Regions from separate parts of the Homo sapiens genome. Here regions 1 and 3 are each linked to region 2. Evidence: chromatin loops called from intact Hi-C (ENCODE). Cell type or tissue: PC-3. All regions are shown on one strand. Each heading gives the region's core, and the rest is flanking DNA. Links, peaks and the distances in the headings are about the cores only.

Region 1 (11,358 bases), core at 5,313-7,812, 290 kb after region 2:
AGTCATGTCAGTATAAGCAAAATATACTTTGAATGAACTAAAATGTGTTTTAATTTATAAATACAACCTTTTTGATCTATGTTACCATTAATAAGGATGTAATGTGTGTAACACATGTTCATGAATTGAGGATTACGTTAGAACAATGCATAGCTATTATTTTATATCTTCAAATAGACATTAATAGGATCCAAGTCAAAGTATTTTAATTGATTGAAGCCATATGATTGAAATTATATTTACAAAATGAGCTCTAAAATGGTGATTGTATTAATAGATCCTGTATCTGCATTACTGCAAGCTTTCAAATGCATTCTTCTATTCCACATACGAATCTTTTTACATTTTATTTATTAAATTAGAAGTATATGGATCTAATTAGTTGCATTCAGACATAGCTATCTAGTATAAATCAAAGAAAAAATAAATTTCATAACACATCTGGATGTTTGATGTGAATAACATCTGAATATTTGAAAATAAATGGATGATTGAGTTTTTTCTTTTATGCAAATATTTTGGCATCACTTAAAACTAGTAGCATTCTGGGGCCAGGCACAGTGGCTCGCGCCTGTAATCCCAGCACTTTGGGAGGCTGAGGCGGGCGGATCACCTGAGGTCGGGAGTTTGAGACCAGCCTGACCAATATGGAGAAACCCCATCTCTACTAAAAATACAAAATTAGCCGGGCGTGGTGGTGCATGAGCTACTAGGGAGGCTGAGGCAGGAGAATTGCTCGAACCTGGGAGGCAGAGGTTGTGGTGAGCCAAGATTGCCTCATTGCACTCCAGCCTGGACAACAAGAGTGAAACTCTGTCTCAAATAAATAAATAAATAAAAGTAGTAGCATTTGGAATCCTACACAAACAGAACTCATTAATTTAGGATATAAATTATTATTGTAGTCAGTGGCGATTTATTTAAATACACAATATTTTGAGTATGAGTTTTGTTACCTATTACTGGAAGTTACTGAATAATATATTGTACTTATTTTCTCTGTCTTTCCAAGTCCTCACAACATATAAGAGCAAAATAGGGAGTTTATTTTATTTGGTTCTGAGACATATACCAAAGAAATCAGAAACCTCACTGGGAAAACCCTGTACATGTTGATGCTCACCAATGTCATGAGAAAAGTGAAATTCAATTTCTAAACGTAGATTTAAAAGAAATAGTTTTGAGTGGCCGGGCGCGGTGGCTCACGCCTGTAATCCCAGCACTTTGGGAGGTGAGGCGGGTGGATCATAAGGTCAGGAGATCAAGACCATCCTGGCTAACATGGTGAAACCCCGTCTCTACTAAAAATACAAAAAAAAATTAGCTGGGCATGGTGGCAGGTGCCTGTAGTCCCAGCTACTCAGGAGGCTGAGGCAGGAGAATGGCCTGAACCCGGGAGGCGGAGCTTGCAGTGAGCCAAGATCACGCCACTGCACTCCAGCCTGGGCAACAGAGCAAGACTCCGTCTCAAAACAAAACAAAACAAAACAAAAACAAAAACACACACACAAAAATTAGCTGGGCGTGGTGGCAGGTGCCTGTAATCCCAGCTACTCGAGAGGCTGAGACAGGAGAATCGCTTGAACCCTAGAGGTGGAGGTTGCAGTGAGCTGAGGTCTCAGAGGTTGCAGTGAGCCGAGATCGTGCCACTGCACTCCAGCCTGGGTGGCAGAGCAAGACTCTGTCTCAAAAAAAAAAAAAAAAAAAAGTTAGTGAACAAAATTTAAAATAACTTGATCTATTTTATACATTTTGTTGTGATTATCTTTCTAAAAGATCCTTTCCAAAAAAATAGCCACACCATGAAGTGTTAAAAATCCTAATCACAGAAATAACTCTCCATTTCTATTTCTGGATTTATTGTAATTCTGAATACCAAAAAGTGTGAATTTCCCACAAGAGCTCAGAGGAATAATGATCTATTACTTATCAATAATTTAATAACAATGATTTGGTTTTTAAAAAACATTTGCTTCTAATTTGCTTTATTTTTATAAAAAAAAAAACTACCAAATTGCAGGCCGGGCACGGTGGCTCACACCGGTGGTCCCAGCACTTTGGGAGGCCAAGGCGGGTGGATCACGAGGTCAGCAGTTCTAGACCAGCCTGACCAACATGGTCAGGCTGACCATGAGACAGGAGTGAAACCCTGTCTCTACTAAAAATACAAAAAAAATTAACTGGGCATGGTGGCGGGCACCTGTAATCCCAGCAATTTAGGAGGCTGAGGCAGGAGAATCACTTGAAACTGGAAGGTGGAGGTTGCAGTGAGCCGAGATTGCACCACTGCACTCTAGCCTGGGCAATAAGAGCAAAACTCCATCTCAAAACAAAACAAAACAAAAAAACTTTCAAATTGCTTTTCAAAAAGATTGTATTTGTTTATATTCCCACAAGAAATGTACAAGAGTTCCAGTTGATCCAAGGCCTCATCAATACATTGTTTTGTCAATGTATTTAGTTTTAGCCATTCTAGTGGGTGTGTAGAAGTATTTCACCATGTTTTTGATTTGCATTTCCTTAGTGATTAATGAAGTTGAGCATCTTTTCCTTTGCTTGCTGACAATTCATATTTTCTTTGGCTAAATGTCCGTTCAAATCTTTTGCCCATATTTTAATTGAGTTGTCTGCTTTCTTGATACTGTATTGGGTTGGAAGAGGTGTTTTTGATTTTGGTATTTTTCTTTGTGTGTGTGTGTGTGTGTGTGTGTGTGTGTGTATCCTGCCCCACCCCCACAAATTCTGTACCTTTATCATAACTACTTAAAAATATCTTTTTGGCTGTGTGCAGTGGCTTACACCTGTAATCCCAGTACTTTGGGAGGCCAAAGTGGGAGGATCACTTAAGCCCAGGAATTTGAGACTAGCCAGGGCAACACAGTGAGACCCCTGCTTCTCGATGAAAAATAAAAATGCGGCTGGACATGATGGTGCATGCCTGTAGTCCCAGCTCGGGGGCTACGGTAGGAGGATCACTTGAGGCCAAGAGGTTGAGGCTACAGTGAGCTGTGATGGCATCACTGCACTCCAGCCTGAGGGACAAAGGGAGACCCTTTCTCAGAAAAAATAAATGGATAAATTATTTTCTCTCATTCTGTGCACGTGATTTCATTTTTGCAAGGATGTCTTTTAAACATCAAATGCTTTTAATTTTTACCAATGGTCAGTTTATCAAATTTTGTTTTACTTGGGACCTGTTACCCCTTTCTTCTTTTCTATTTGTCCCTTTTGAAATGGGAATATCTATCCTATGCCTGTCCTATTACTGTATTTTGGAAACACATAACTTGTTAGGTTTCACAGGCTCACAGCTGGAGGGAAATTTGTCACAGAATGAATCATACCTTGAGTGTCACCCATTTCTAATTTAGATGATATTCAGGTAAGACTGCTCTTCAGACTTTTGAGTTGATGATGGAACAAGTGGCATCAGAGAGCTACCTGGCCCTTCCATCTTCATTGGAGGACACAGTGTTCAAGGTGCCATCTTGGAAGCAGAGGCTAAGCTCTCGCTAGACACTGAACTTACCAACAACTTGATCTTGGGCTTCTCAGCCTCCATAACTATGAGAAATAAATTTCTATTGTTTATAAATTACCCAGTTTCTAGTATTTTGTAATAGGAGTAGAAGACTAACATAGTTATTCTGTGTTTCATATAACATCACATGAGGAACCATACAGTGTTTTTTCACCATCTTAGTCATGCTAACCAACATGGACCATATTCCCTTCATTGTGAACATTTCCGTCAATTTTCTACATCTTTGTTTTCAATTGAGAGTTAGTTCCTAAATCACTTATTTTACCTGGAGCTGTACATGACATTTTTTTTTTTTTGGAGACGGAGTTTAACTCTTGTTGCCCAGGCTGGAGTGCAATGGTGCAATCTTGGCTCACTGCAAACTCCTCCTGGGAGTTCAAGTGATTCTCCTGCCTCAGCCTCCTGAGTAGCTGGGATTACAGGCATGCACGACCATGCCCAGATAATTTTGTATTTTTTAGTAGAGACGGGGTTTTTCCATGTTGGTCAGGCTGGTTTCAAACTCCCAACCTCAGGTGATCCACCTGCCTCAGCCTCCCAAAGTGCTGGGATTACAGGTGTGAGCCACCAAGCCCAGCCTAAAATGACAATTTTTAAAAATTTAATTATACTTTGTTATTATTAGATCAAATATTATCATAAAGAATAACTTTCCCTCCCTTATCATCCAAAGCTCTTTGGACAGTATGAATTATCAATCATAAGGAAAATTCAGACTAAATTCTTGATTATTTCATTTTAGTTGCTAATTTAAGGAACAGGTGTTGGTGCCAAATTTCTCCAGTGGTGTTGTTCAATGAATTTCTTGATTCCTTTACAATTCCTGCACCCCCAGCCCCACCTTGTTCTCTCTCTCATCTCCACCTCTTTCAATCTCTCATCACATAATAAACTCAGAACCCTATTTTAATGTTTTATATAATTCCCTTAATCATTCTTTCTTATGTTCAAATTATTCTCCTATATTTGAAAAATGTGAGCTATTTATGTTGGTTTCTGTGTCCTTTTACACAAAATAACAGAGTTTGACAGATGCTTGATTATTGACTCACTGAAATTCTCCAGGTTGATTTATATATTTTCTGCCACATGGCTGAAGTCCAGTATTCTTTGCAAAAGCTATAATTCCTTTTAATGAGGAATGGTATTTTAAGGTGATAATATAGATAAGTAGTGTCTATTCCTATTGGGTTGCCATTGCTTCCAGGCATTTGCAATGAACGAAACTGAAAAATAATAATTGCTGTATAATTATATGTTGCAATGTAAATATCCTTGTGCTCATTCTTAGAAGTTATGTTAATTGAGATAATCACATAATTAAATAACATTTAATAAATATACATGTGGAATCTCTATTTCTGGTGATAGAAAATGACTTGTCTAACCTAACCCATGCTGTAGTGGGACAGCAAAGATTTGATTTGGGGTTTTCTAATTCTCAGGTAGATTATTTCCATCCCAACTCTATATCCATAGGGGGTAAAACCATAAAATATTAGCAATAAATTACTGTTTGGCATATTATAATGTTCAGAATAAATAAATATATAGAAGTTGATATAAAACATTTACTTTAATGGAAGACAGAGAGTTCATAACCTCTGTAAAATAATTATTTGATTAAATAATGTCAAGTTATAAACGCAGTTGAATAAGAAATGGAATTGCTGAGTCAAAATTTTACTCTGTCTTGAGTGTGTAAGTCACTAATGAGTCAACAGTTTCCACAGCCGTCAATATGCAAACCATAATGGTGAATAACTTGTTACATCTGAAACTATAATCCTCTCTCCCTGACTCTCTGAATTGTTACTCTTTGTAGATTAGTGCTTTTGAGATTTATTTAGAATGTCTATAATGATACCAAAGCTTTTAATGTCTCTAAAATATGTAAAAATTTGTGACTAATTCCTCCTTTAGAGCATGAATACATGTATCCTTCATAATAAAATATAGCGATATGAAATTTTATATACTAGACATATTTTAGTTTTAAAAATTTTACTCCACAATTTCAAAATAAAATGTTCCTATTTGTAAATACGTAATGTTTTTGACACAATTAAAAAATTTGGATACAATAATTTTAGGAAAATGCAGACCTAATGCATGAGATACAAGCATAGATAAGTTCCCCTCTTATCATCTAAAGTATCTGAATATTAATCTCTATATTTGATTTAGTTATTTGGTTTATATTTAGTTTTACACTAGACCTAGTCCTGAAAAATTAATACATAAAATAAAGATCAAACATAGGTTTGATATGTTTTAATTCACATCTAAAATATAATCTCACCTGAAAATGATTTACAGGGTTTTAAAATCATTTCAATAAGTTCTTATTCACTATCTTAATTCTTTTTTGGCAAAATCCAACTGCCTATTAATGTCCCTTAGCAGAATAAAAGTGAAAAGTCTGTCCAATGGTAACAGTTCCTGAGCCCCATGGATCTGCAACTTTTCAACTTCTGGAATTCTCTTGCTGCCATTGAAGCTTTCACTACTCATCTGACCACAGCACAACCCTATTTCTTCCCTCTCCCCTAACTGGAAAACTAGTGAGAAATAATATTTCAGGTCTCCAATGGATTGCAAAGGAAATTCCTGTAGTCTGTGATCAGTATATTCTTTCCACTCTAAATACTAAGTGACTATATATTTATATGTTTTTGCCATTTTATATTCTAATATAATCTGTTCTCAGATTCAGAAAAACTGGGATTCCTTTCCATTCCAATTCTTTCAGAAATAAGAAATCTTCCACTGGCATAGTGCCTTTGGGTTGCCTATTTAAAGAATTTCACACATATTATAGCAAACATTTTTCATGTTTTTATGGCTTTTATTAAAGCTTATGCAATACTTGTTAAATCACTCAGATTCTGACACTCAAAACAACATGAAACTCTTGAGTCATCAAAACAAATTTACAGGGAATTTCTGAGGTGGCTGCAATAGAGTAGCTGACTAACACTCCCACTGAGAACAACTAGAAAAAAACAGATATAATTACAAAGAGGGAGAGGCTTCGTTTGAAGTCACTGGAAGAGTCGCTGAGGCTATCAGGACTTGAGGGGTCAAGATCCCTCAAAGAGGTCAATCACAAAAGGGTTACCTGACATTCTGTAAGCAGCTTTCATATTTAGATCATTTGCTGGAGAGAGAGATTGAGAAACAAGGCAGAAGCCAAAGCAAAAACACAAAAAGCTGAGAAACAAAATAGCTTTGGTAAACACATGAGGTATGTAGGGAAAATATGGTAGGATCAAGAGACAGAAATTAGTGTGAGGTATCTAGAACTTAAAAGGCAAAATCCAAGAGAGACAGAAGGAAAAAATGGGCTTACAGTTAGCAATACTTCTCTTTAATTTTTTAAATCTATACACAGAGAAAGAGTCTAAAAAAATTAAGAAGAAAAGTAGAGGCTGGGCACGGTGGCTCATGCCTGTAATCCCAGCACTTTGGGAGGCTGAGGCAGGTAGATCACAAGGTCAGGAGATCGAGACCATTCTGGCTAACACGGTGAAACCCTGTCTCTACTAAAAATACAAAAAATTAGCAAGGTGTGGTGGCGGGCACCTTTAGTCCTAGCTACTTGGGAGGCTGAGACAGCAGAATGGCGTAAACCCAGGAGGCGGAGGTTGCAGTGAGCTGAGACTGCGCCACTGCACTCCAGCCTGGGTGACAGAGTGAGATCCCGTCTCAAAACAAACAAACAAACAAAAAGGAAGGGACAGAAAAGAACCTAAGGAAAGTATGGGATGTTATGAAAAGAAAAAAATATATAGTATATGTGTAGAGTCCCAGAAACAGGAGAGAGAGCATAAGGCTAAAACAGTACTGAAAAGCTAATGTCTAAAAATTTTCCAAACTTGGCAAAAGCAGTTATGCTAAAGATCCAAAGATTGTATCCATAGCCTTAATTCAACTATATATAATGCAGAAATTAAAATTATATATATCAAGCAAGATAATTTCACCACATTAATAAAGAGGGAGAAAATGATAAGATAATGGCAAAAGATGAAAATTTTCTTTTGATAAAATTCAACACTATCAATAATAATAAAACTAAGAAAACAATGACTAGAATAGAACTTTTTTTTACCTTCTAAAATATCTACAAAGACCAACAGCAAACATTATACACATTAGTGGTGTGTTGAAAGCTTTACTCTTAAGGTCAGAAATAAAATACCCAGTATCATGTCTATTCAACGTTGTACAAGAAGTCCTAGCCAGTGTAATAAGGCAAGAAAAAGAAATAAAATATATAAATGGTGATAAAAGACTAAAACTACCTTTATTCACAGATAGTAGAATACAGAAAACCTAAATAATCCAGATTCTAAAAATAGAACACATATTATAGACCATAGATTCACATGATCTGTATACAAAAATCATTTTGTATACATTTACAATTTGTTAGATAATGAAATTTAAGAAAGATACCATTCATGAAAGAATCAAGTATCAAATAACTTAGAATAAATTTAATGCTAAATACACAAGCATCTAAACAGAAACTACAAAATGTCACTGACAAATTAAAGAAGGCCTAAACAAGCCAAAGTACATATTGTCAAAATATTTATTCTTCAAAAATTGATGGATAGAAAAAAACTAGTCTTCAACAAAATCCCAGAAGATTATTTTTCATGTTTGTGTGTTTAGAAGTTGGAAAAATGTTTTTAAAACTTGTATCAGAATTCCGTCGGGCACAGTGGCTCACGCCTGTTATCCTAGCACTTTGGGAGGCCGAGGCAGGCGGATCATAAGGTCAGGAGATTGAGACCATCCTGGCTAACATGGTGAAACCCCATCTCTACTAAAAATACAAAAAATTAGCCAGGCGTGGTGGCAGGTGCCTGTAGTCCCAGCTACTCAGGAGGCTGAGGCTGGAGAATGGTGTGAACCCAGGAGGTGGAGCTTGCAGTGAGCCAAGATGGCACCACTGTACTCCAGCCTGGGTCAGAGTGCGAGACTCCATCTCAAAAAAAAAAAAAAAAAACCATATCAGAATTCAAGAATAGTCAATCTATTCTCAAAGTAGAGTAATATTCACTGGTATATATCATTGGATATCTAGACTTATTTTAAACATTCTATTATTGGTGCAAGCAAGACAAATAGGCCAGAATAGAGTTCAGCAACAGACTTTCACTTACAGAGTCAGCTGTCTTACAAAAAGTGCCACTGCAATACAATGGAGAAAAGTAGTCTTTTCAATGCATGGCATTGATTCAGTTGGATATTCACATGGAAAAATGAAATAAACTTTATCTCCAGCATACACCATACACAAAAGTCAATTTCAAATGTTTGCAGACCTAAATGTAAAAGGTAAACAATACGTTTTTAAAACTTTATTAAGATGGGAGAGTAGCTTTCTTTCTTATTTGAAGTAAGCAAACATTTCTTAAGCAGGACCTAAAAGCACTACAAATTAACAAAAAATTAATAAATTCAACCTCACTAAAATTAAATATTTCAGTTCGTCAAAAGATATCACCAAAACTGAAAAAGCCTCAGAGTTGAAGATGTGGCAATATATCAATCTGCCAAAGGCTTGTATTCATAATGCATACACAAAAAACTCCCACAAACCAATGAGAAAAAAAACAAACAGAATCTCTAGTTTAAAGGAAAAAAGAATAAATGATTGATTAGGTACATGACAAAAGATGATATCCAAATGTTCATTTAAAATATTTAAAAAGTGATTTTTAACATCATTACTCATCAAATAATTCAGACTTAAACTACCATGTATCATCATTAAGCACCTAAAAGAATGGCTAAATTTGAAAAAGGCCATGATAAGTTGGTGCAGATTTAAACTATAATACTTTTTATACACTGCCAATAGGAATGTAAAAAGATGAAAATTAGGCTGAAAAACTGTTTGGCAATATTTGCTAACGCTACAAATACACACACCCAACAATTCCATTCCTAGACATACACCCAAGGGAACTGCACACATATATGCATCACACAACTTGTTCAAGAGCGTTCATAGAAGCATTATTTAAAAGAGCCCCAAACCAGGAAAAATATCTGAATGTATGTCAAAGGTAACATTGACAAGTAAATTGTGATAAATTCTTTTTTTTTTTTTTTTTTTTTTTGGAGACGGAATCTCTCTCTGTCACTCAGGCTGGAGTGCAGTGGTGTGATCTGGGTTCACTGCAAGCTCCGCCTCCCAGGTTCATGCCATTCTCCTGCCTCAGCCTCCCAAGTAGCTGGGACTACAGGCGCCCACCACCACGCCCAGCTAATTTTTTGTATTTTTAGTAGAGACGGGGTTTCACTGTGTTAACCAGGATGGTCTCCATCTTCTGACCTTGTGGTCAGCTCACCTTGGCCTCCCAAAGTGCTGGGATTACAGGCAGGAGCCACCACGCCCGGCCAACAGATTTCTTATTAAAACTAATGTTAGGCCGGGCACGGTGGCTCAGGCCTGTAATCCCAGCATTTTGGGAGGCTGAGGCGGGTGGATCACCTGAGGTCAGGAGTTTGAGACCTGCCTGACCAACATGATGAAACTCCATCTGTACTAAAAATACAAAAATTAGCTGGGCATAGTGGTGTGCGCCTGTAATCACAGCTACTGGGGAGGCTGAGGCAGGAGAATTGCTTGTACCTGGGAGGTGGAGGTTGCAGTGAGCCAAGATCTTGCCACTGCACTCTAGCCTGGGCGACAGAACAAGACTCCGTCTCAAAAAACAAACAAACAACAACAAAAAACTAAGGTTACAATTATCTCCTTTATCAATAATATCTCAATTAAATATCTACTGTTACACTCATTTAATGTGGATAAAAGTGAAGCTCAAATAATCTAACTTTCCCAAGGGCACCTGAAATCTGACCACTACCATCCATTTTTTGTCAATACCCTCATCCAAGCCACCCTCATTGCTTGTCTGGACTACTTAAGCCTAGAAGCCTCAAATTCACGATTTCTTCCTCCAGTCAACCTTTCAACATTGTTAAGTTGCCAGTCTATTACTTAATGTTGGAATTTTAATAGGTCTTTCATCTTTAAAGCTTTTAATAGCTTCCCATTGCATTTAAAGTAAAACCCAGACATTTCCTGACTAACATGACCCTTCCAAATTCATGTCTCTACTTGACCCATGGTCATTATGTGCCAGCCAGCCACACTGCTCCTCCATCCATTTCCTACTGCAAAGACTCCTTAAATGTGAGTCCTCTACCGGAATAGTCTACTTTCTGAGATTCTTTGCCTTTTTGTCCTTTCGATATCAGTCTAAATTCGCTTCCTCAGAATGAACTTCCTTGACTTTCCAGTTTCAATTGAGTCTCCCTCATAGTCTTTTAAAAAGTATATTAATTTCAATTATAGATCTTTAAATCTCAGTTTGCAATTACATATTTATTTGGGTAATATAATAATAATATAATAATAATAATAAGAGAGGCGGAGCTTTCAGTGAGCCGAGGTAACACCGCTGCATTCTAGCCTGGGCGACAGAGCAAGACTCCATCTAAAAAAAAATCTGTTTAACTGGGAAAATAAGGACATTCATATACTGTACCAAACTTTCCAAGTAGATAACTGCTGTCTGTCTCAGCAGTTAATAGTCTTGGTCCTGGTTCCTCAGAACTCAAGGTCATCTTGGTATACCATATCACAATCTATCTGTCCTAGAGGATACTTTCCTTTGACCTTGATTCTCCATGGAACGGTGTTACAGCTTATACATCTACTCATTATGGATTCATAAGAATATACATATTAGTATTTACTGAGCCTCTACAATGTGAAAGGTACTGTC
Region 2 (11,358 bases), core at 5,398-7,897:
AACATTGAGGATATCATTGATTCATTCTCTCTCTTGCCTTTTCTCCTCTTTATTTGGAGAATGTTAACTCTAATTTGTTAATGGCTTTAATAAATGCCTACAAATTACAATTCTTAGATAAGGTTGTGTCTGATATACCAGTGGGCTGATTTTGAGGCCAGAGATGGTGTAATGGCACTTGCTCTAGTCATGTCATTAATGATCAATTTAATAGCAGTCTTACGTATATTGGTCACTCAGTCACATAATCAACCAAAGATTTGAGCTCTAAGCATAAAATATGTATTTTTTAACTTTTATAGGTTCAGCACACTGTGTTTTTATTTATTCAACAAATATTCATTGAGCATCAATTTTTGCCAGACCTTTATCTAGGCCCTAAAGAATTTAGCGCCTGAGCTATCTGAGTCAGTGCCTACTCGCACAGGACTTTTATTAATTGAATAAATAAATGGTAAAGATGAGAACTAATATTTATTAGAAATTTGATAAATGCATGTGTATTTAACATGCACCACATACTTTTGGAGCATCCACTAACTATTAGGTTTGTATATTTAGAAAGCCATGGCTTATCAAAGGTTAAGGGTGTAGTGTAAAGCTAGTGTGCTTCTGCTAATGTCTTAGCTCCTTCACTTACTCTCTATGTGACTGAAGCAAGTTAACCTCTCTGTGCCTTGGTTTTCTTATTTGTAAAATTGGAATAGCTACAGTTTCAACGTCGTGAATTTATTATCATGACTGAATGAGGTAATACTTATAGAGTTTAGAACATATCAACTAATATCAAAATCTGAGTTAACTTTTGGAAGTTTAAAAATGATACATACAATATGTATCTAAAAAGTGGTGTCTGTAAAATGTAAATTAAGGAGTTGAAGAGTGTGCAGCAAAAGTCTGATTCTTTTGGCATTAGTTCACAAATTGTTTCTGAGGCAATTCCTGCTATTTCTCAGATGGATAGGCATTTCTTAAGTCTTTAAATCTTAATTTAGGTATATTTGTGTGTAGATAGGTAGACAGAGAGAGAGACAGAAAGATTCGCAGTTGAGATTTTCTATCTTCTTAATCTCTTCCCCCATCTACTCCTCTAGTTTTTTAAAGTGATTAAAATTGTTTTCTAATAGAATATGTGCAACATATATTAATTTTTTATTTCCTTAAATGTGTCCTTTTTACAGGGGAGAAATAACTTCCCTGGACTATGGGTGTTGGTTTGCAGTGGTGTGAAAATGCCATTCAGTGTCTTCTCTCTTTTCAGACGTGAAGTCTGATGCCAGAAAGAGAGCGAGAATGATACCAATGTTTTTGGTTTAAGCAATCAACAGAAGAATAGAGTTGTTATTGAGATGAAGAAGAAATTCAGGAGGTGCAAGTTTGAAGGAATGACTAGAGGTTTATTTTTCTTTGAGGGTATGGTAAGTTTGAGATATCTATCAGACATTTAAAGTCAGCAGTTTGATATATGAATCCAGGATGCATGAGAGCGACTAAGCAGCATATATTTCAGATTGATAAGCCTACGGATAATATTTAAAACCATGAGACTAGATGAGATGGAGCTAATGAGTGAACTAAAACAGAAAAGATTATGTCAACCTTTGGAGATTGGGAAAAACAGTAGAAAAGTGGAGGTCTGAGGAGAAGAGAGGAGTAGACAGAAATCAGGTTAGTGTTGTGTGCCAAAAGCCAAATGAAGAAAGATTTTCAAACACTTTATCAAATGCTGTTTACAGGTCAACTATGAAGACGACAGAGAATTGACCACTGGACTTATAAGCATAGAAATCATTAGTCTCTTCAATAAGAACAGCTCAAGTAAAATGCTGGGGAGGTGAAAGTCAAATTAGAATAGGTTTAACAGACAATGGTAGAGGAGTAAGTAACTGGAGACAACGAGTATAGAGAATACTTTCTAGGGATTTAGATATTAAGGGAAACAAACAAACAAAAAGTGAGTCCTGCAGATCCCAATTCTCTTCTCATTCTCTGCTTTCATGTCTAATCACCCAGCATGCACCCAGCCTGCATGGAAGGAGGTTGGTGCTATTTCTCCAGTTCTCCGATTCCTCATTTCATCACAGTCAATTTTCAGGCCTAACTTACACCTGGCTGTCATGAAGTGACCCCAGAATTAAACATTATAGAGAAAAGGTGATTTTTTAAAAACTTGAGTTTTATATCAGAATTTCTAGAAGTACCATTTAGAAATCATTTGTCCTAACCAATGTTTTTCAATATTTTCCATCACAAGGCACACTTATAGATAAAAATAATTTGTATATCACATTTGCAAACCACCTTTTCCTCCACCCACGAAAACAAATAGAAAATTTCCTCCACCCACGAAAACAAATAGAAAAATTAAATTATTTCCAAACATAGTAGATTCTGATTAGTAATAAATGACTTCCTTTTTACTTCACAGCAAATCACAGTATATTACATTTATGTCGATACAATTTTAGAATTGCTAGTATTAATGACTACATTTAAAAATTAGAAAAATGCAATCTGGAGGGATAAAGCAATCCACGAAAGCTACTTCACTCTGAAATGAAATGATCTGGGCTAGACCTGGTTCCTCTAGAGAACAGAGATAGCAGAAGCCACAGGTAGGAAAATCCTGAAGGAAATGAACTGAGCTCAGCAGTCATTTCCTGGCTGGAAATTCTTTTTCTCAGAGAATACTGGGGGCAAAATCTCACTAAGGGAAAGAAGGTTCGTCTGGGACTTTAACCCTTGAAAAGTAAAGTAGCTAGCAAAAAGCTGCTGCACCTGGAGATCAGGCCAAAGTTGCCTGCCACAATTGTGCTAGAAGCTGGAAACATCAGAGGCTAATATAACTTAATATAATTCATTTTTTAAGGCTCAAGGGAGAATTTGATATAAAATTATAACCGTTTACAGTTTAATAATTAACTTTCCAAAGGCATTTACAGAAATGACATTTGATTCCCATTTCAAAAATGTGAAACAAAAAAATTTTTTATTTTCTCCCTTATAATAATGATAAAATAAGACACAGAGAATAAACAACGTTTGTCCAAGATCGCAAAACCATAAAACTGTAAACTGGGAATAAGCCAGTTAGAAATGATTATAAGTCTAGCACTATTTTCACTAAATGAAGTTGTAAGTCATAACAAAAATGAAAAACTGCCAAGAGAATGCATGATTTATATCCCTATTGCTAAAAGTGACCTAAGACACTCTTAGGTCACTCTACTTGTCTGCCTAAGTAGTTAACAGGGTACTTATGGGTTTCCTGTATTAAAGATCTCTCTGCCAATCATTTTTACACAATTTCACAGCTTAATAGCTGCAGAGCCTTAGATGCATTAACCTGACTTAATTTCTAATCCTTAGAGAAAGTATTATCTGCCCCAAATGTGGATGTGAATAATAAGCATTAAATATTCAAAATGAGTACAACGCCAACCACACCATAATGATCATACTGGTTTAGCCTTAACTTGCATATTTGGAAAACTCTGCCCTAAGTATGTCACACAAATATGAATCAATTAGGAAAAGTATGAAGGGATAATATAGAACAATGGAAATTTAAAATTGAGAATTTGAAAAATTACTGTATTAGAAACAGAATTTCAAAGCAGGAAAGAAAAGGCAAATAAAAAAACTCTAATGTTAAAATACCTTGAGAAATAAAGGAAAAATTACATAATGCCAGATAAGTCATTTCATCTTATTAATATTTTTTGATACTTCCAATCAGAATTTTCAAAACTTTAATGAGATAATAAAAGTATGTAGAAACCTAGACCTTGATTGCATTTTATTCATTATTTACACAGATAAATAATCCAGGTTCTTTACCCAAACCTTTGTCTTCCTGGATTCTTCTCTTTTTCTCAAAACTTCCATCCAATTGTCAGCAAACACTGTCAGGTATAACTTCAAAGTACACCCATAATAGTGCCACGCCCATGTCACCACCTGCATGGCTAACAACCTTGTCAAAGTCACCATTACCTCTCAGCCTTAAGTGCTCTTCCTGTTAGCTACCCACTCCAGCTTCTCTGGCCTCATTGCCTATCCTAAACCCCCAGGCTCAGAGCTTCGAGGCTTTTGATTTGCTTTTGCCTAATTTTAGAATGCTCTTCCCTAGATGGTTACATAGTGTCCCTCTCCTTTTCAGATCCTTGCTGCTCTGTGCGGCCTCCATGAGCCCCCTATTTGAAATTGCTGTGCCACATTCCCCTAATAATCTATAACCCCATCTCTGTTATTATTAGTATTTTCCAGAGCCATTAATGCCATATTTATATATTTATCTTCTTCCCCTACAAAGATGTAAAATTCTGTAAGGACAGGGACTTTTGTCTGATTTTTAACTGCTGTATCTCTAGGACGTTGAATAATAACACTTGCCCTGTAGTAGATAATCAATAAATATTTTTTGGAATAAATTCCTCTCTTGAAATAATCTGAAAAATAAACTTATGGAATAACATAGAGCTTTACACATTTACTGGTTGAGTTTTCTTTCTGCATTTTCATATAAAACAACTGTCATATCATTAAGCATTTTGTGAAAAGATTCTTAAAGGGGACCTCTACAGAAAAAAAAAAGATTTTTAAGTAAATTATTTGTTTTCAATATATACTGTATGTTTATACTTTTGTCTTCTATAAACCAACAGTAGCCTCAGATGATAGATGATACCTTTTTACTTCTGCTTTACTTGAACTGTAAAAAACATTTTATCTTATCTCAACATTGCATACTAGTCCTAAACTAGTAAACAGAATTTAAACTATAAAACTATAAGGTTGGTGTACAGTTATCTAAGGGACGTAACAAAAAGTAAATATCAGTGAAACAATGCTCCAACTTCAGGGCGTACATAATAATATTTCATAAGGGGTGTTTGATGTTTTCATCAATGATAAATTAGACACCACACAAATTTTGGTCTCAGAGCTATGAGCAATAGCTGGCAGGAAACATGTTCAAAATTCAAATTGGTCTTGGTTATCAGGATCATAAATAAATGTAATGGGATTAAGTTACGAGGTCACTGTAATACATCTCAGGAGGAATAAAACAACTCAGCAAAAGAGGCCATAAATGCAACCTGACTAAAGCAGCAAAATTGTTTAATCTATACTATACTATTTATTAGACACCGTCCTAGACACAGATCAGAATTCAAAGTGAATAAGCCATGGCACCTACCCTCAAGAGTTTTTTTACTGCAGGGAGTGATAAATAAATAAAATAAAATGCAAGTTGAAAATGTTTTTACATGCTGAAAAAGAGGCATGCAAACAACAGCAGCACAGTGGGGGAAAAGAACTACGAATGAGATCAGTAATATGTGATCTTCCTTTTAGCTTCAGCACAAGCAGCCATATAGTTATTACCCCTTTATCCTTATTCCAAACTGCCAAGAGAAGCAAACAAATCACATTCATTAATCCAAAGGGTTGGATACCTTTATCCAACTATGCTCCAGTTAGCAATGGATGGAGAAGGGAAAAATAACACAAAATAGTGTACTTACAGAGGCAAATTCCGAAGATGGATGACTGTGCAATACCTCCAAGAAAACTGAAGCTGGAAAAAGGTGCTTCTATATATTACCTATGAATGCTGAAGAGAAAGGGTGAATACGTGAAGTAAGACACTTGCACAGTCATTAGATTCCTAAGGATATTATCAGCCATTGAGAAGGCAAAGAAGATGTTGTGCTTGAATAACAGAGACTCTTGAAAGAGAAAAATCAAATTACAACTTTCAAGAGATTAACATGAAACTTGAGAACAATGTTAGTTCTGTTGTTGAGCTAATTACTCAGTGAGAGAAGTTCAATGATAATTCCTGGTTTTGATGAGAACTTCACTATTATTTATGTAAGTAAATTACACCTGAAACAGAGAGATTTTTCTTACAAGGTCAAAAGCAGTTAAAAGACATCCATAATAAATAGCAGAGCTAACTAACAGAAAACGGAGCAAGTAGAAAATGTTAAACAAGTGTCTCTGACAAAAAGACCTGGAGTCAATGGTTGCTAAGGAGTCATAAAATAGGTATGTGGTAGAAGGAGTAGGAGATTCTAGCACCTACATCAAATTCCCCCCTTATCCTCCAGAAAGTCACCTAGAAATCTCAGCTGAGATGATTTGCCATTCTGCCCAGTTATGAAGAGACGACTAGATAATATGCTTCAATGTCCCTACCAGAATTGTTTCTGTGAAGAAAAATAAAATGTGTCAGATCAGTCTTTCGAGTAGCAACTTATTCTTTATTATTATTTTAGTTTTTGACTTTATAATAGGAAGGTTCCCTTCATGGCACCAAAAAAGTCCTACAAGTGCATTTTCCATAAGTTGTTTGAAGACATCTATGTTTGGACAGTTAACAAGTCACTAGGGAGTTCATGAGTAAGAAAAGGCACAGCCCTGACAGTGAGCCCATGTTTTTGTAAAGAATGCCTGCCGTTTAAAGGTCATAGGCTGAGAAGCTGTGGTTAGCAAAAGAAATTAGTCATGAAAACACAGTACAGCCCAGCAGGGATTTATTATGCATGAACCACTTCCATTTTTTGTTTATTTAAAATAAGCTAGATTGTGAAAGTGTTGAAATTTCCTCGTGGCACATAACTTTAGGGGAGTGCCCTCCTCTCCTCCTCAGCACATCGTGTTGATTGAGATTATTTGGAAGATATGACTGCTGTCCAAAACTAAAAGTAAAGCAAGGATTTCAACACATGGGAAATTCCAAATGCATAAAAAGGAAAATTACCACACCTATAACTGAATATTCAGTTTGTTTTTTAGAAAATCCGTGCACATATACATAGATGTTTTAAGATAAAAGTGGATATGGCTCCCCAAGCATGAATGAGAAATGCTAAATTTGGTTACAACAGGCTTATTCAGAATTATGGATTCTAAGTGGGAGAACTTAGAACACACGTTCAGCATTTTTTGGAGAAATAATTTTGAAGTACCTGTGATACTTTTAACATACTAACAAGCTTTGAAGGAATTTAATAAAGGGCTTAAAATTTTCAAAAAAAGTTTCAAATTACTCTCTTGAATCTGTAGTTCATTTGTGTTTCCTCTTTAGCTGTCTCTATGGTTCACATTCAGCATCTTGTTTCCAAGAGTGCATGTGTGCATCTCTGCTGTTTTATTTCAATATCATTTCAATGGTGTACTGAGAGAATGAGCACCTTACCTTGGAGTGTTTGGTTAAAGATCTGATATCACATTATCATCTCAATTCAAAGTTCCATTTTGTATTCTATAATACATATTATTTTGCAACTCTAAATGATAAAAGTTTTGAAAGTCTAACCTATATTTCTATTAAATGAAGTGAGTATGTTGTTTTCAATGTGTTTTATCAGCTAGCACCCCCACCTCATCACCAAATTGCTCTCTCACCTAGGAGGTGCCTTTTCTTAAAATACAGAGATCTGTATTTTAGAGATATTCCTTTGTAATTTTAGATGGCAAAATCCCTAAAGGTGGTATTAGAGGATATTAAATATCTTCTAATATTAAATCAGGAACACCTTGTGGAAATGAGTTTGTATAAATCTCTCCCTTTGAGTCAAGACTAGAATGGCAGAAGCATATGGAAGAACTGAAAGTGAAAAAGGACTGAAGTAGGGAGAAGGTTTAACAAAGGAAATTGAGATATAAAACCTTGTAATGCAAGATGATTCATTATGACATTTATTCTTTGATTAAGACATAGTAGGATATACTAATAAGTCATGATATATTAATACAGTACATACTCTATAGTAATCAAAATCATAAGCAGTATATATGAATCTCAAAGACAAAATGTTGAATAAAAGAAGCTAGAAACAAAAGAGTACTTACTCTATGATTCCATTCATATGAAGACCAAAAAGAGGTGAAGGTAACAGAATTGAAACAGAGGTGTAAAGTAAGAGAATTCAGAAATGTCTGATTAACCTTTGGAAGCAAAATTATGACTGAAAGGGAGCATGCTGGTAATATTCTATATTTATCTATACCTATATTTATATCTATATCTAAACAACTAATTTGTCTTAAAGTCTCTGAGTGCCAGACATGGCAGGCAGACTTGAAGATGGCCTCCTTTGGTTATCACCTCCTGCTATTTATACTTTTGTGTATTTCCTTCCTTGAGTGAGAATTGAACCCAGAGAGTTATTTTTAATGAATAAAATATAGCAAATTCCTTTTATGATTATGTTACATAAGATTGTGACTTCTGTCTTATTAATAAACTCACTCTCTTGCCAATTTTGATAAAGCAAACTGCCATGTTGGAGAGACCCGTTTGACAAGGAACTGAGCGCAACCTTCAACCATTTGCAAGGAAGGAACTGAGACCTTCAGTCAAACAACCTTAAGTCATGCCCAGATTCCTGTCCCTTAGAAACTGTGTTGTTTTGAGATGGCAAGTGTTGGGGCAATTTGTGATGTAGCAATAGATGTTACATTAAGCAGAACATTTCAGAAGCCACATTAGCCAGCAAGTTGCTAGTTCTGGATAATTGAAAACTACTTAATGCTGTAAAGCAGATTATTTGAAGTTAATTTTTTACTGCAATAATATTTTATTATAAGTAGGTGTGCAAATAGTTATATGGAATGTTTGCTTTGGACTATGGGGACTTCCAAGATGTGAGACTTACAGTTTCAAAACCATAACAGTCTTGGGAAAGCCAGGACAGTTAGTCACTTTACATATTGACTATGAAATGATTTTTACTGTTTATTTTGTTTTTCGAACCTAACAGGGGCTTACTATTGGTTATGTAAGTGAATATTCAAAGTAAATTTTCCAAAGTAAATATTTTTCATATAAAACTGAGACTCAAGAAAAGGAAGCTATAATTTTTTCTTGTTTTCTTCTCTTTCTCTGCATGAAATTATTATGTGAAAAATCAGTTATTGGATTTCAATAAAATAACACGTATGGGCCCTATTTTAGAGGATCTATCTGAATATTTTGCTGTTAACGATGACAAAGCCTTGCTGAGATGTCATAAATCAACTGAGTAAAGGTCAATTTTCACCAGAATTGTCAACACTGGTCAGTCTTACTGTAACAATTTCCACATGTAAGGGAGTGTATTAGTCCATCTTCATGCTGCTGATAAAGACATACCCAAGACTGGGAAGAAAAGGAGGTTTAATGGACTTACAGTTCCACATGGCTGGGAAGACCTCACAATCATGGTGGAAGGTGAAAGGCAAGTCTCATATGGCAGCAGACAAGAGAAGAGAGCTTGTACAGGGAAACTCCCATTTTTAAACCCATCAGATCTCGTGAGACTTATTCACTATCATGAGAACAGCACAGGAAAGACCTGCTCCCATGATTCAATTACCTTCCCCAGGTTCCTCCCACAACACTTGGGAATTGTGGGAGTTACAATTCAAGATGAGATTTGGGTGGGGGCACGGCTGAACCATATCAGGAAGGAATAAAGAAAACAAATAGATCTCAGAACAATCAGTCTTTTACAGGGAATGGCATCTTCTACAGTAAAACTTGTAAAGACTAAGTCACTTCCTGGGGATCATTATCCTTTAAGAGAGCTATTAATTAACCTAATAATGACCATAAATGTGGAGTTGATGTCTCCCTGCATCAGATAATTTGGATAGTACTCAGACTAATTTTCTGAAGTTATTTATCCAATTAACCTGAAGATTATTTGTAATTACTACTACTTTTATCACAATACCTTGGGTTGTGGTGATAGAAACCCTAGAAAAAATTTTTAAATCATGTTAAAATGGAATTTAACCATTTTAGCCATTTGTATTCATCCACCCATTAGTATGGATAAATTAATCATATATTTATTATTTGTACCTTAGAAGAGAACAAAGCTAGAAAATAAGACAAGTGCATTTTTCCAAGGAAAACAAATATTGAAATATATGTGGCTTTTTTGCTTGAGGACTAGATGAAAAGCATCAGGAATAGCCTGGGAACTGGTGCGGATGGTAGATCCCAAGGGAAGAAGAGTAAAGAATATCAATATCAAGATATAAGCTGCTTTTACATTATATTATACCTGTATTTAAGCTTTGTTAATAACTTTCCCTAATTAGTTCTTCTGTAATATTAGATTAATTTATGTATAGGTGGGAAAACAGAAATACAGTTTTGAGTGCTTATACAGGAAAGTTCACATGTGAGGGTTGAGGTCTCCTCAAATATGGTTTAATATCCCAATGCATCTTCACACCACCTTGTAAATATGCATACAACCTCTGCTTTTTCTTAACTATTCAGCACTTTTTTTTATCTTTATGGAAATCTGGGGAAGGGAAATCATTTCCCTGTCAGGATTAAATTTTTTAGAACTCTAGAGTGCTCAGGGTTAACATTTTAAAAATAGGTTTATATTCCTTGGAGCTGAAGAAATTGAAAAGAAAAATTACAGTTACATTCCAGCAGAAGCATATTTAAGGTAACTCACATATTGACGGCAGAGGCAGCCCATCTGGAGTGGCCTCTGCCAAGATGCTGGCTGCAGCGGGGGAGGCATGGCCAGGGCTGTGTGCTCCACAAAGCTGGTGGAGACCAGGAACAGGTGGGACTGCTCCCTACTGAGTCAGTGGGGTAGGAACCACACACTCCTCTGCACAGCTGCAGCAACCCAGCAGTAGCTCCAGACCCAGGCATCACTGTGGTCTCCGCGTCCAAGAAGTCTCCCCTGCCCCCGCAGACTCAGAACTGCCTGCTCCCACACCCTGGCCTCTCACCAATCCCAGTGCCCACTCAGCAAAGTTATGGCTGAGCCTGGGTGTTGTCACACCTCTGCTAGATGTGTGCATACTCATGGCAGCGCTGACACACCAGCCCCCTGTCGCCTCAGCCCCCTCCCGACTTTGGGCACCGACGAGCACAGGGGAGAGTCAAGGGGTTACCGAGGGCAGTTCAGCGCAGGCCTCTAGACACCCCATGGCATGGACAGCCAGGGCACCAAGGATGACATGTTAATGACAGCAGGAGGTAGAAAGGTACCTGGACAGAAAGGGGCAGGTCTCTGCTGAAAACCCTCCTTCAATCCAGGAACAGCTTGAAGCCTGGGGGCCGGGCTGCCAGTTCCTGGTGGAGTCTGCAGCCCGGAGTGAGAACTTAGGTGCTTTTTCTGGGCCCACCCATGGCTGCGCCTGGATGGTTCAGCATGCACTCCATCGTTTCTGAGCCCATAAACACCCCGGACTTAGCCAGGCTCACAGAGATCTTGGGACTACCAGCTGTGGGTCTCCTCGACTCATTGGGACGACCTGCCTGTGGAAAGGCATTAACTTCTTTGGGTCTTCTCTCTGCTTAGGGCTGCACTCATCAGGACTGCC
Region 3 (11,358 bases), core at 3,645-6,144, 150 kb before region 2:
AAGGATTGGTACCAATTCTTCTTTGAATGTCTGGTAGAATTCTGCTGTGAATCCATCTGGTCCTGGACTTTTTTTGTTGGTAGTTTTAAAATTACCATTTCAATCTTGCTGCTTGTTATTGGTCTTTTCAGGGTATCTATTTCTTCCTGATTCAAGCTAGGAGGGTTGTATTTTTCCAGGAATGTATCCATCTCTTCTAGGTTTTCTAGTTGATGTGCATAAAGGTGTTCATAGTAGCCTAGAATGACCTTTTGTATTTCAGTGGTGTCAGTTGTAATATCTTCTGTTTCATTTCTTAATGAGCTTATTTGGATTTTCTCTCTTCTTTTCTTGGCTAATCTTGCTAATGGTCTATCAATTTTATTTATGTTTTCCTTTTGTTTCATTTATCTTTTGTATTTTTTTTGTTTCAATTTCATTTAGCTCTGCTCTGATCTTGGTTATTTTCTTTCTTCTGCTGGGTTTGGGGATTGGTTTGTTCTTGTTCCCCTAGTTCCTTGAGGTGTGACCTTAGAATGTCAGTTTGTGCACTTTCAGTGTTTTTGACACAGGCATTTAGGGCTATGAACGTTCCTCTTAGCACTGCCTTTGCTGTATCTCAGAGGTTTTGATAGGTTGTGTCATTATTGCTGTTCAGTTCAAGGAAGTTTTAAATGTCCATTTTGATTTCATTTTTGACCCAGTGCTCCGTTAGGAGCTGGTCATTTAATTTCCATGTATTTGCGTGGCTTAGGAGTTGATTTTCAGTTATATTCCACTGTGGTCTGAGAGAGTACTTAATATAATTTCAAATTTCTTAAATTTATTGAGGCTTCTTTTATGGCCTATCATATGGTCTATCTTGGAGAAAGTTCCATGCGCTGTTGAACAGAATGTGTATTCTGTGGTTGTTGGATGAAATGTCCTGTATATATCTGTTAAATCCATTTGCTCCAAGGTATAGTTTAAATCCATTGTTTCTTTGTTGACTTTCTGTCTTGATGACCTGTCTACTGCTGTCAGTGGAGTATTGAGGTCCCCCACTATTGTTGTGTTGCTGTCTATCTCATTTCTTAGGTCAATTAGTAATTGTTTTATAAATTTGGGAACTCCAGTGTTAGGTGCATATATGTTTAGGATTTGTGGTATTTTCCTGTTGGACAAGGCCTTTTACCATTATATAATGTCCCTCTTTGTCTCTTTTAACTGCTGTTGCTTTAAAGTTTGTTTTTTCTGATATAAGAATAGCTACCCCAGCTAGTTTTTGGTGTCCATTTGCATGAAATGCCTTTTTCTACCCCTTTACTTTAAGTTTATGTGAGTCCTTATGTGTTAGGTGAGTCTCCTGAAGGCACCAGATAGTTTCTTGGTGAGTTCTTATCCATTCTGCGGTTCTGTATGTTTTTAGTAAGCATTTAGGCCACTTACATTCAATGTTAGTATTGAAATGTGATGTACTTTTGTATCCATTGTGCTCTTTGTTGCCTGTGTACTTTGGGTTTTTTTGTTATTTGTTTTTGCTTTTTTAACTTTAATTTTTGTTTTATAGGTCCTGTGTGATTTATGCTTTAAACAGGTTCTGTTTTGTTGTGTTTCCAGTATTTGTTTCAAGATTTAGAGCTTCTTTTAGCAGTTCTTGTAGTGGTGGTTTGGTAATGGCAAATTATATCAGCATTTGTTTGTCTGAAAAGGATTGTATCTTTCTTTCATATATGATGCTTAGTTTCACTGGATCCAAAATTCTTGGCTTATAATTGTTTTGTTTGAGGAGGCTAAAGATAGGGCCCCAATCCCTTCTAGCTTATAGGGTTCCTGCTGAGAAATCTGCTGTTAATCTGATACTTTTTCCTTTATAGGTTACCTGGTGCTTCTGTCTCACAGCTCTTAAGATTCTTTCCTTCATCTTAACTTTGGATAACCTGATGACAATGTGCCTAGCAAAGATCGTTTTGTGACGAATTTCCTGGGTGTTCCTTGTGCTTATTCTTTGTGGATGTCTAAGTCTCTAGCAAGGCTGGGGAAGTTTTCCTCGATTATTCCCTCAAATATATTTTCCAAGCTTTTAGAATTCTCTTCTTCCTCAGGAACACCAATTATTTTTAGGTTTGGTCATTTAACATAATCCCAGACTTTTTGGAGGCTTTGTTCATATTTTCTTATTCTTTATTCTTTGTCTTTGTTGGATTTGGCTAATTCGAGGACCTTGTCTTTGAGCTCTGAATTTCTTTCTCCTACTTGTTCAGTTCTATTGCTGAGACTTTCCAGAGCATTTCACATTTCTAAAAGTGTGTCCAAAGTTTCCTGAACTTTTGATTGTTTTTTCTTTAAGCTATCTATTTCCTTGAATATTTCTCCCTTCACTTCTTGTATTATACTTTGGATTTCCTTGCATTGGGCTTTGCCTTTCTCTGGTTCCTCCCTGATTAGCTCAATAACTAACCTCCTGAATTCTATTTCAGGTAAATCAGGGATTTCTTCTTGGTTTGGATCTACTGCTGGTGAACTGGTGTGATTTTTTTGAGGGTGTTGAAGAGTCTTATTTTGTCATAGTGCCAGGGTTGGTTTTCTGGCTTCTTCTCATTTGGGTAGGCTCTGTCAGAGGGAATATCTAGGGCTAAGGGCTGTTTTTCAGATTCTTTTGTCCCACAGGGTGTTCCATTGATGTAGTACTCTCCCCCTTTTACTATGGATGTGGCTTCCTGTGAGTGCAACTGCAGTGATTGTTGTTTCTCTTCTGGGTCTAGCCACCCAGACAGTCTATCCAGCTCTGGGCTGGTAGTGGGGGCTGTCTGCACAGAGTCTTGTGATGTGAACTATCTATGGGTCTCTCAGTCTTGGATATCAGTGCCTGTTCTGGTCGAGGTGGCAGGGAGGTGGGTGCAATGGACTCCATGAGGGTTCTTAGCTTTGGTGGTTTAATGCTCTATTTTTGTGCTGTTTGGCCTCCTGCCAGGAGGTGGCACTTTCCAGAGAGCCTCAGCTATGGTAGTATGGGGAGGAACCGGCAGTGGGCGGGGCCCTAAAACTCCCAAGATTATTTGCCCTTTGTCTTCACTACCAGTATTTTTAAAATAGCATATTATGATATGGTTCTGCATTTTTTTCAAAGATCCCCCTCCACTATACATACATTTAACTTTTTGAAAATGAAATATACATAACTTGGAAGAACAAAAGTTAAGAAAATATATAAACAATTCAGGCATTTCTGCTCAATCAGCAGAATGTTTCTGACTCAGAGTAGACAAGAAATGCCTTTCCATTTTCTTTGTTTCCTCCATTGGTCTCAGTTCATAAGACCACTCAGTGCCACTTTTAGTGAGTTCTTCCAACACTAAGTTTGGTCTAGTAGTTGAAGAATGTATGTTTTGTAAAAACACTCTCCTTATATAGAAATTAACTAATTTACTCAGGGCTGTTGTTTCCATCATAACACATTCCTGAGAGATTTTTACAGATAAGGTTCACTATAAGTAAATTTAGATCTACACACTGGCTTTAGAACCTAACTCTCTGCTAAGATACAACTGTATTGTACATTTCTACCTAACTTTTTATCAGCAAAATATTACTCTAATTCATAGATTTGAAGATACATTCGCTGATTCCTTATGTACATATATTATTGGGAAGGACAACTTTCCTCCATTTTCATTCTTTTTAAGGAATATCTTACCTATTCTAAGTAATTATTCTTCAAGATAAATTTTACTAATTTTCAGAAAACAAATTAACTTTATTAGAATTCTGAATGCAAATGAGTTAAAATTAATAATTATCTTTGTACCGTTTACTGAGTTTCTTCTTTGTGCCAAGTATTCCTGGAATTCATTTAAATCTCATAATTCTCCAAAGTAAACATTATATTGTTATTATCAATATTATAGAAACAAGAATATTGTGACTCCGAACTGTTATGTTTCGTTTCCAGAGTTATACAGCAAGTGGGCATTAAAGCTAAGACTTCAAGCCAGACTTTAAAGCCCCCAACCTAAACCTAAGCCTTGCTTCCTATTTGATTTTTATATGACATATATTATCTTTTGATTTGAATTTGGGGATAATAATATCTTTATAATGTGAATCTTCCCAACCAAGAGTACATCTATGTCTCTTCCTGTGTTCAAGTAATTATATTCATAATAATAATGTAATATATGTTATTAAGGTATTGTGGTTTTCTATACTATGCACATGCATTTATTCACCATTTAGATATTTGTGTCTATTTTTTAAAGGGAGGGTCTCACTCTGTCACCCAAGGTGGAGTGCAGTGGTGCGATCATAACTCACTGTAGCCTGGAACAGAAGATAGATGCAACGGTGATCTTCCTGCCTCAGCCTCCTGAGTAGCTGACTACAGGTGCCATACCTGGCTAATATTTTAATTTTACTGTTACTTTTTGTACAGACAGGGCCTCACTCTGTTGTCCAGGCTGGTCTAGAACTCCTGGCCTCAAACCATCCTCCAGCCTCATCCTCCCAAAAGTGCTGGGATTACAGGCATGAACCACCATGACCAGCCTACGTATGTCTTTATATATCATCACTTCATGGCTCTTTTCATCATTTCAATGACCACATTTTAGCCTCAAATATAGATTGGCTTCAGAAATAAAGTACTATAAATAGCACTGAATTTAGTTTGTGTAGCAAAAAAGCTAAGCTGTCCTCAAAACAAAGACGTGTTAAAATATAAGCAGACAAAATAGAGAAGTTAGTACAATTTTAAATGTTGCTAAATATTTATGTATAAATGGATTGATCAGACTTTAAATTTTCCCCAAGGAGACGTACAAATAAAGTGCTCCAAACAACTTATTTCCTGGTTAGAAAACACAGCCAGTTTATCCTGGTCTTGTGATGCCCAGTTCCTTCCCACCACCATCACATAGCAGATGAAGGTAAATACGAATCCCTCACAGGGAGTAGTACAACAGAGAACTTTAACAACACAGTGGCCACTAGGGAGCACATTCAGCTTTCTTATCAGGGACATTGCACGTAGTTCTGCTGTCAGTTTCAAATTTAAGGGCCCTCTTTGATGGTTAAAGAATTTTGAAATCAGTAACAATTACAAAAATAGTTAAAATGTTTATATTTATTATTAGAAGGGCACTGCATGATTTTTTTGATGTACAGGAAAAAAGAAGCAAAATCCAAAAGCAATTTTTACTAATATTTGACAAATGTCGTCAGTCTCATATAAAACTATGTTCATAGGGCACGTATATTTTTGAGTTTGTTTTAATGTGCTTAATTTTATGACCTAAGAATTTTCACAGTATTAAAATGTTTGATTAAATCTATTTTATCTTTTTAAAAGTATTCCATCTTATAGCTACAGTTATGTGGTGCCTAAACTTCCCATGAATATTGGACATTTATGCTGCTTCTGATTTTTTTAATAGAAACCATGCTCTAAAAAGTGTACCGTAAGAGCAAAAGTTCAGGTAGACCTAGATTCATGTCTCAACTATGACAATTAGCATTTGAAATGTGGGGCTAGTTATTAACACCTGTAAGCGTCATGGTTTTTTTCTTAAAATAGTAGGCAATAGCATCTATATGGCAATTGCTGTTGATTTAGCGAGTAAAACACATAGAGAAGAAACAACTTAGCATACAGGAAATACTAAATACATACTCTCTGATATATAATGTATTATTGTTGTGATTTTTGTACATGAATCTGCATTTAAGATTATTCTTCTAAAACACATTTCTGAAAGCAGACATGCTCATTCAAAAGTTATTGATCCACATTTGCAAATTGCTTTCCAAAATAGTTGATCAATTTTTAAACTCGAAGTGTTTTTCAAATTTTAGATTTCCTCCTTAATATAAAACAGTAAATATTTAGCAAATCACATGATTTTAACCTTGAAATTATCATTGTCTTTAGATGTACAAATTGAGCATGTGCATTAGAAAGTATTATGTGCATCTGATTCTATCTTTTTTCTAAACCAGATAATCTGAGTTTCACAAAGTCTGTCAAGTATTTTATGTGTGTATACATACATCTCATTTTCCTGAGTAGGAGGAACAACACTCCTTGTAAATTTCAGGAAGCTCTGTGTCTCAAGAGAGGTAAAGAGCCCCAAGCCAAAACCCAACCTTCCTAAAATATTGGGCCTGCTGATCTGCTTGAAGAACTTCAAATATGCCTTGTTTCTCTGGGACAAATATGCTAACCAGTGTAAACATATAATGTTAACTTTTTTTCCTATTTCCTTTGGCTGATATTTTCTGTAACCTCTTCCAAAAACTAAAAGAGTTGTAACATCTATAGGTAATACGTTGTATGATGACAATATTACTATTTTAAAGTTTACTTTAAATATGACTAGTGATTTTAAAATAAGTTCCCTCTACCTACATTTAGTACACATGCATTCCATTTATAATGTACTCAAAATGTTATATTCATTCATGTTGGTGACATGTCTGAAACTTCTTGGCCTTTTGACTAATTACATCTAATTAGAAGATACATAGAAACATATAGCAAAACAGAGTTTACATTTCTTTTCTCCTTTTTGGGAGGTCGCCAACTATATGGTTACAAAGAGCTAATCAAGAGCCAATTTCTTGTAGGTGCAATCTACTTACTGTTTGACTTCTCTGTACATACCTATGTCCAGAAAGCAGCAAGCCTTGAGAGGTGAATATATTTGGGGCACTTAGAAAATGATAGGTAAACAAGTAAGTGAAAATAAATAAACCATATGAAGTTAATCTTATATTTGCGCCTTGAAAAAAAAGCCTTCAAATAGGTGAGCTTTTGATTGAGTTATTTATATAAAACTCTTAAGAGATACAATCACTTTCAAGAGAAAGATGTGGTTTCCCTTAAAATCATTTTCCTTAACCTTCATTCTCCCAGGGGCTTTATGGATTTTAGATAAGAATTTCAGCTATGTTGATGTGAAAGCTGCTTATGAAAGAGCCAGAGTAAAGATCTGAAATACAAATAACTATTGAAAAGTAAATTACTGGACACTTACCCTATTTATTTGTTTCTACTGAGTTGGGCACCAACATTATTGGTATGAGAAAGCAGACTCTTATCTATTCAGTATGGAGTTCCTGATGAATTTGATATCTTATTTCTAATCTCATTTAGCTGATATTGTAAAGATATTTTCCAAAGAAAAAGATCGTAAGTAGAAAGCAGAGCATATGTATTAGGAGAGCCTTGAGTCTTACAGAAAGCTAGATGGAGAAAACATACATATGTCCCAAGTCCCTGTTTTCCACCAATGTGAAAAAATATGAAATATTAGAACCAAAGGTATTTTCATGGAATCAATAAGTTGCTCATCTCTGTGGATCTCTTTAACCAAATCAATAATTTGGAACAAATACTCTGACTCCAAGGCAGTGATTCAGCAATGAACTTTTGAATAGAAATTTAATACAATTTGGAGCCTTAAAAAATGAAAATTATCTCCCATCCTAACTTCTCCGTTAAGATATTTTAATATAAATAAAAAGGGGCTCCCATAAAACTAGGGAATCACAGAATAAGAGATTTGCTAGTGTTCTGGGTCCTTTCTTCTTCCATTGATAGCTAGGGAAGAGTTTCTTATGACAGGCGCTCGGGAAGTTAAGTTTCCTGCCTGTTAATGATATGAGGGTACCTTCTTGAAGATGAACCCAAGTGGAGGCAGAAGAGGCTTCTACTCAGGATTTCCCCATAATGTCTTCTGTTTTAAAAATAAAAATAAAAAATTCCAAAGAAATGTCCCTTTACTAAAAAGTGGAAGTTGCCACAGAGTCTTGGAAATAAATCACCTAAACGTCAACAGTAGTTCGATCAAAATGATGTTATTAACCTAGCTCTATGTTAGAGTCCTAGAGTCTAAGCTTGCAGGCATCAGAACCTCAACTTTCTTCTTCACTGTATTTTCATCTCACGCATATTTGTGAAATGAATGAGTAAATGTTCACAGAAAAAAAACATAGACCCTGACCAATTGAGTAATCTCATTTGTTTCTTAATCCTAATTGGTTAAAAACGAGTGACCGTATGCCCTTATTAAATGATTCCTATCAAGTTTATATGCTTTCACAGTTTCATATCTTTATATCATCGTAATAGCCATGTAAACTTGTTCTCCCTGCTTGGTTTTGGAAAAATACTCTTAAGAATACTTGGGTGACCATACTTAACAATAACATATTATATATTTTAAAATAACTGAAAGGGTGGAATTCGAATTTTCCTAACAAAAAGAATAATAAATTCTTGAGGTGATGGATACTCCCAGCTACCCTGATTTGATCATTACACTTTGTGTGCCTGTATCAAAAAATCACATGTACTATATTAATATATTAGCATATTATGTATCCATAATAATATAAAAATTAAAATAAATAAATTTTGAGTGAATCAGAAAAATAATATTTGGAAATTTTCATTTTTTTTACCGTTCTTGGTAGCACTTACAGAGAATGTACATTTTTAACACAATTCAATAATTAAATTTAGTTTCTCTTTTTACTGTTCATTAGAATGATACCTTAACCCCCCCTCCCCCCCGCCACCTCCATACACTCACACTCCCACGCACAATTTTCAAATAAATACATGTCGTACTTGGGGAAATGTTTAAGATTACACGTGGGCAAGGACTTCATGTCTAAAACACCAAAAGCAATGGCAACAAAAGACAAAATTGACAAATGGGATCTAATTAAACTAAAGAGCTTCTGCACAGCAAAGGAAACTACCATCAGAGTGAACAGGCAACCTACAAAATGGGAGAAAATTTTCACAACCTACTCATCTGACAAAGGGCTGATATCCAGAATCTACAATGAACTCAAACAAATTTACAAGAGAAAAACAAACAACCCCATCAAAAAGTGGGCGAAGGACATGAACAGACACTTCTCAAAAGAAGACATTTATGAAGCCAAAAAACACATGAAAAAATGCTCACCATCACTGGCCATCAGAGAAATGCAAATCAAAACCACAATGAGATACCATCTCACACCAGTTAGAATGGCAATCATTAAAAAGTCAGGAAACAACAGGTGCTGGAGAGCATGTGGAGAAATAGGAACACTTTTACACTGTTGGTGGGACTGTAAACTAGTTCAACCATTGTGGAAGTCAGTGTGGTGATTCCTCAGGGATCTAGAACTAGAAATACCATTTGACCCAGCCATCCCATTACTGGGTATATACCCAAAGGACTATAAATCATTCTGCTATAAAGACACATGCACACGTATGTTTTTTGCGGCACTATTCACAATAGCAAAGACTTGGAACCAACCCAAATGTCCAACAATGATAGACTGGATTAAGAAAATGTGTCACATATACACCATGGAATACTATGCAGCCATAAAAAATGATGAGTTCATGTCCTTTGTAGGGACATGGATGAAACTGGAAATCATCATTCTCAGTAAACTATTGCAAGAACAAAAAATCAAACACCACATATTCTCACTCATAGGTGGGAATTGAACAATGAGAACACACGGACACAGGAAGGGGAATATCACACTCTGGGGACTGTTGTGGGGCCGGGGAGAGGGGAGGGATAGCATTAGGTGATATACCTAATGCTAAATAACGAGTTAATGGGTGCAGCACACCAGCATGGCACATGTATACATATGTAACTAACCTGCACATTGTGCACATGTACCCTAAAACTTAAAGTATAATAATAATAATTTTAAAAAAAATTTAGATGACAAAAAAAAAAAAAAAAAAAGAAGTGCTCTGGACACCTTTGAGAAAAATCCAGCTTTGAGAGTCCCTTAAACTTTTGAGGATATGTTTTTGACAAGTCATGGGGCAGCCCAAAGGGGAATCCAGCCTAGGATAGGGCAACAGCCTTGGCAAAGGTTTGGAGGTGGGAGGGGAGGCAGAGCAAAAAAAAAAAAAAAAAAAAAAAAAAAATTACGTTTACTCTGCCTTCAATGACAGAGAAACCATGGGCTTAAATATTTGCATACACATTGATCTAAGGGTTTCTAATCAAACTTGAACTCATTTAGGATACTGCTAGTAATCCAGAAAGCGGGTAGGAGAGCTAATATTGGTTAAAGGGGAAGCTTCATGAGCTTTACTACACGCTACCAGGTTTCCTAATCCTATTTGCCCACATGTTGCCATTCCACAAAACTCCAAAGATAAGAATTGTCTTAGGTATAAATATTGCCTCATGATTACAGGGATGGAATTGGGCAAAGGTTGGAACATAGATACTAATCCACATTTACTTAAAGTCAAAGAATGTAAAATATTACAGGCTGCCATAATACTTACTATAACTTAAATAATACACAGTCTTTTATTTTGTAGTGGGGAAAAACTATACAATAGAAAATTTTCAATTAAGAAATTTATAAGCCCCTTCAGAATGATTACTTAGTATTAGAATCATAACAGAGTGTAAGTATTGGATATTAATAAACCTTTTAAAAATCAATAGGTAACACACATGAGGCATTCTAATTCAGACACGAATTTCAAGAATTCAAAAACATTACTCCTATCAGCAAAAAAACATTGTGTCTGCAGTTTATCTTATCAGTCATGGTTGTATGTCAGGGTCTAATTTTAAAAAATGGCTTGCTAGTTGTAGATGCCTGAGATATTTATTTTCTGTACAGAGGCCAGATCCACTGTGTGTTTTATTGGAAAAATCTTGTGTTGCATTTGATTATTCCATCTCATTGTCACAAAATCACCATGAAGTCCTTATAATGTACTTCCACACATTCCAAAAAGAATTAGCCCCAGTAAAGAGGTTTCTTTTCTTTGGGGATTTAATCATTGTGTATGTTGAGAAAAATACACATCTTTGTAAAAATTATTCTAAGAGATGTTAAATTCTGATCTTTCTCCACATTAGAGTGCTTTTAAGTCTTTATGTTAACATTTTAAAAAGTTATATTATATTCAAAGATTAAAGTATTTTTCAAATATCCTATGAGCTCCTTTTAAAGGTATTCTTTGTTTCTGTTTTTGTAAGATTTAATTTTTTGGAGCAGTTTTAGGTTCACAGCGAAATTGAGAGGTACAGAGATTTCTCATATACCCCTGTCCCAACTCATGCATAGCCTTCTGCATTTTCGACACCTTTCACCAGAGTGGTACATTAGCCACCATCAACGGAGCTGCATCAACATATCATTATCACCCAAACCCCAGAGTTTACATTAAGGTTTGCTGTTGGTGTTGTACATTCTATGGGTTTGAACAAACGTATAATGACATGTATCCATCATTATAGTATCATACAGAATATTTTCACTGCTTTAAAGATCATCTGTGTTCTTCCTCTTCATACCTCCTTCCCCACAAGCCCTGTCAACCACTGTCTCCACTGTCTGCAAAGT

Evidence for each region. A loop is a pair of places that touch in the nucleus more often than their neighbours do. Peaks named below come from ENCODE experiments on the same cell type or tissue, not always from the same donor. Only the 100,000 strongest peaks of a DNase experiment are listed, where the experiment ranks them.
Region 1: a loop joins it to region 2, with 2.8 times the contacts of the local background. A loop is called at or near these places in 2 of 110 quality-filtered maps.
Region 3: it touches region 2 in a loop (3-fold over the local background); 3 of 110 quality-filtered maps call a loop at or near these places.

Annotation. Positions count from the first base shown.
Region 1 is chr7:81,008,393-81,019,750 of GRCh38, reverse strand. No RefSeq gene overlaps it. Among named protein-coding and RNA genes, the nearest start is that of SEMA3C, 95 kb to the right of the region's middle. RefSeq lists an enhancer at 6,357-6,860. In PC-3, for the core only: no CTCF peak of the experiment used is centred there; a DNase peak (open chromatin) is centred at 6,480; H3K27ac peaks cover 1,553 bases.
Region 2 is chr7:81,294,620-81,305,977 of GRCh38, reverse strand. No RefSeq gene overlaps it. Among named protein-coding and RNA genes, the nearest start is that of SEMA3C, 380 kb to the right of the region's middle. RefSeq lists an enhancer at 10,768-11,269. In PC-3, for the core only: no CTCF peak of the experiment used is centred there; a DNase peak (open chromatin) is centred at 6,467; H3K4me3 peaks cover 477 bases; H3K27ac peaks cover 1,786 bases.
Region 3 is chr7:81,441,141-81,452,498 of GRCh38, reverse strand. No RefSeq gene overlaps it. Among named protein-coding and RNA genes, the nearest start is that of HGF, 320 kb to the left of the region's middle. In PC-3, for the core only: a CTCF peak has its summit at 4,926 (motif pointing right); a DNase peak (open chromatin) is centred at 4,938.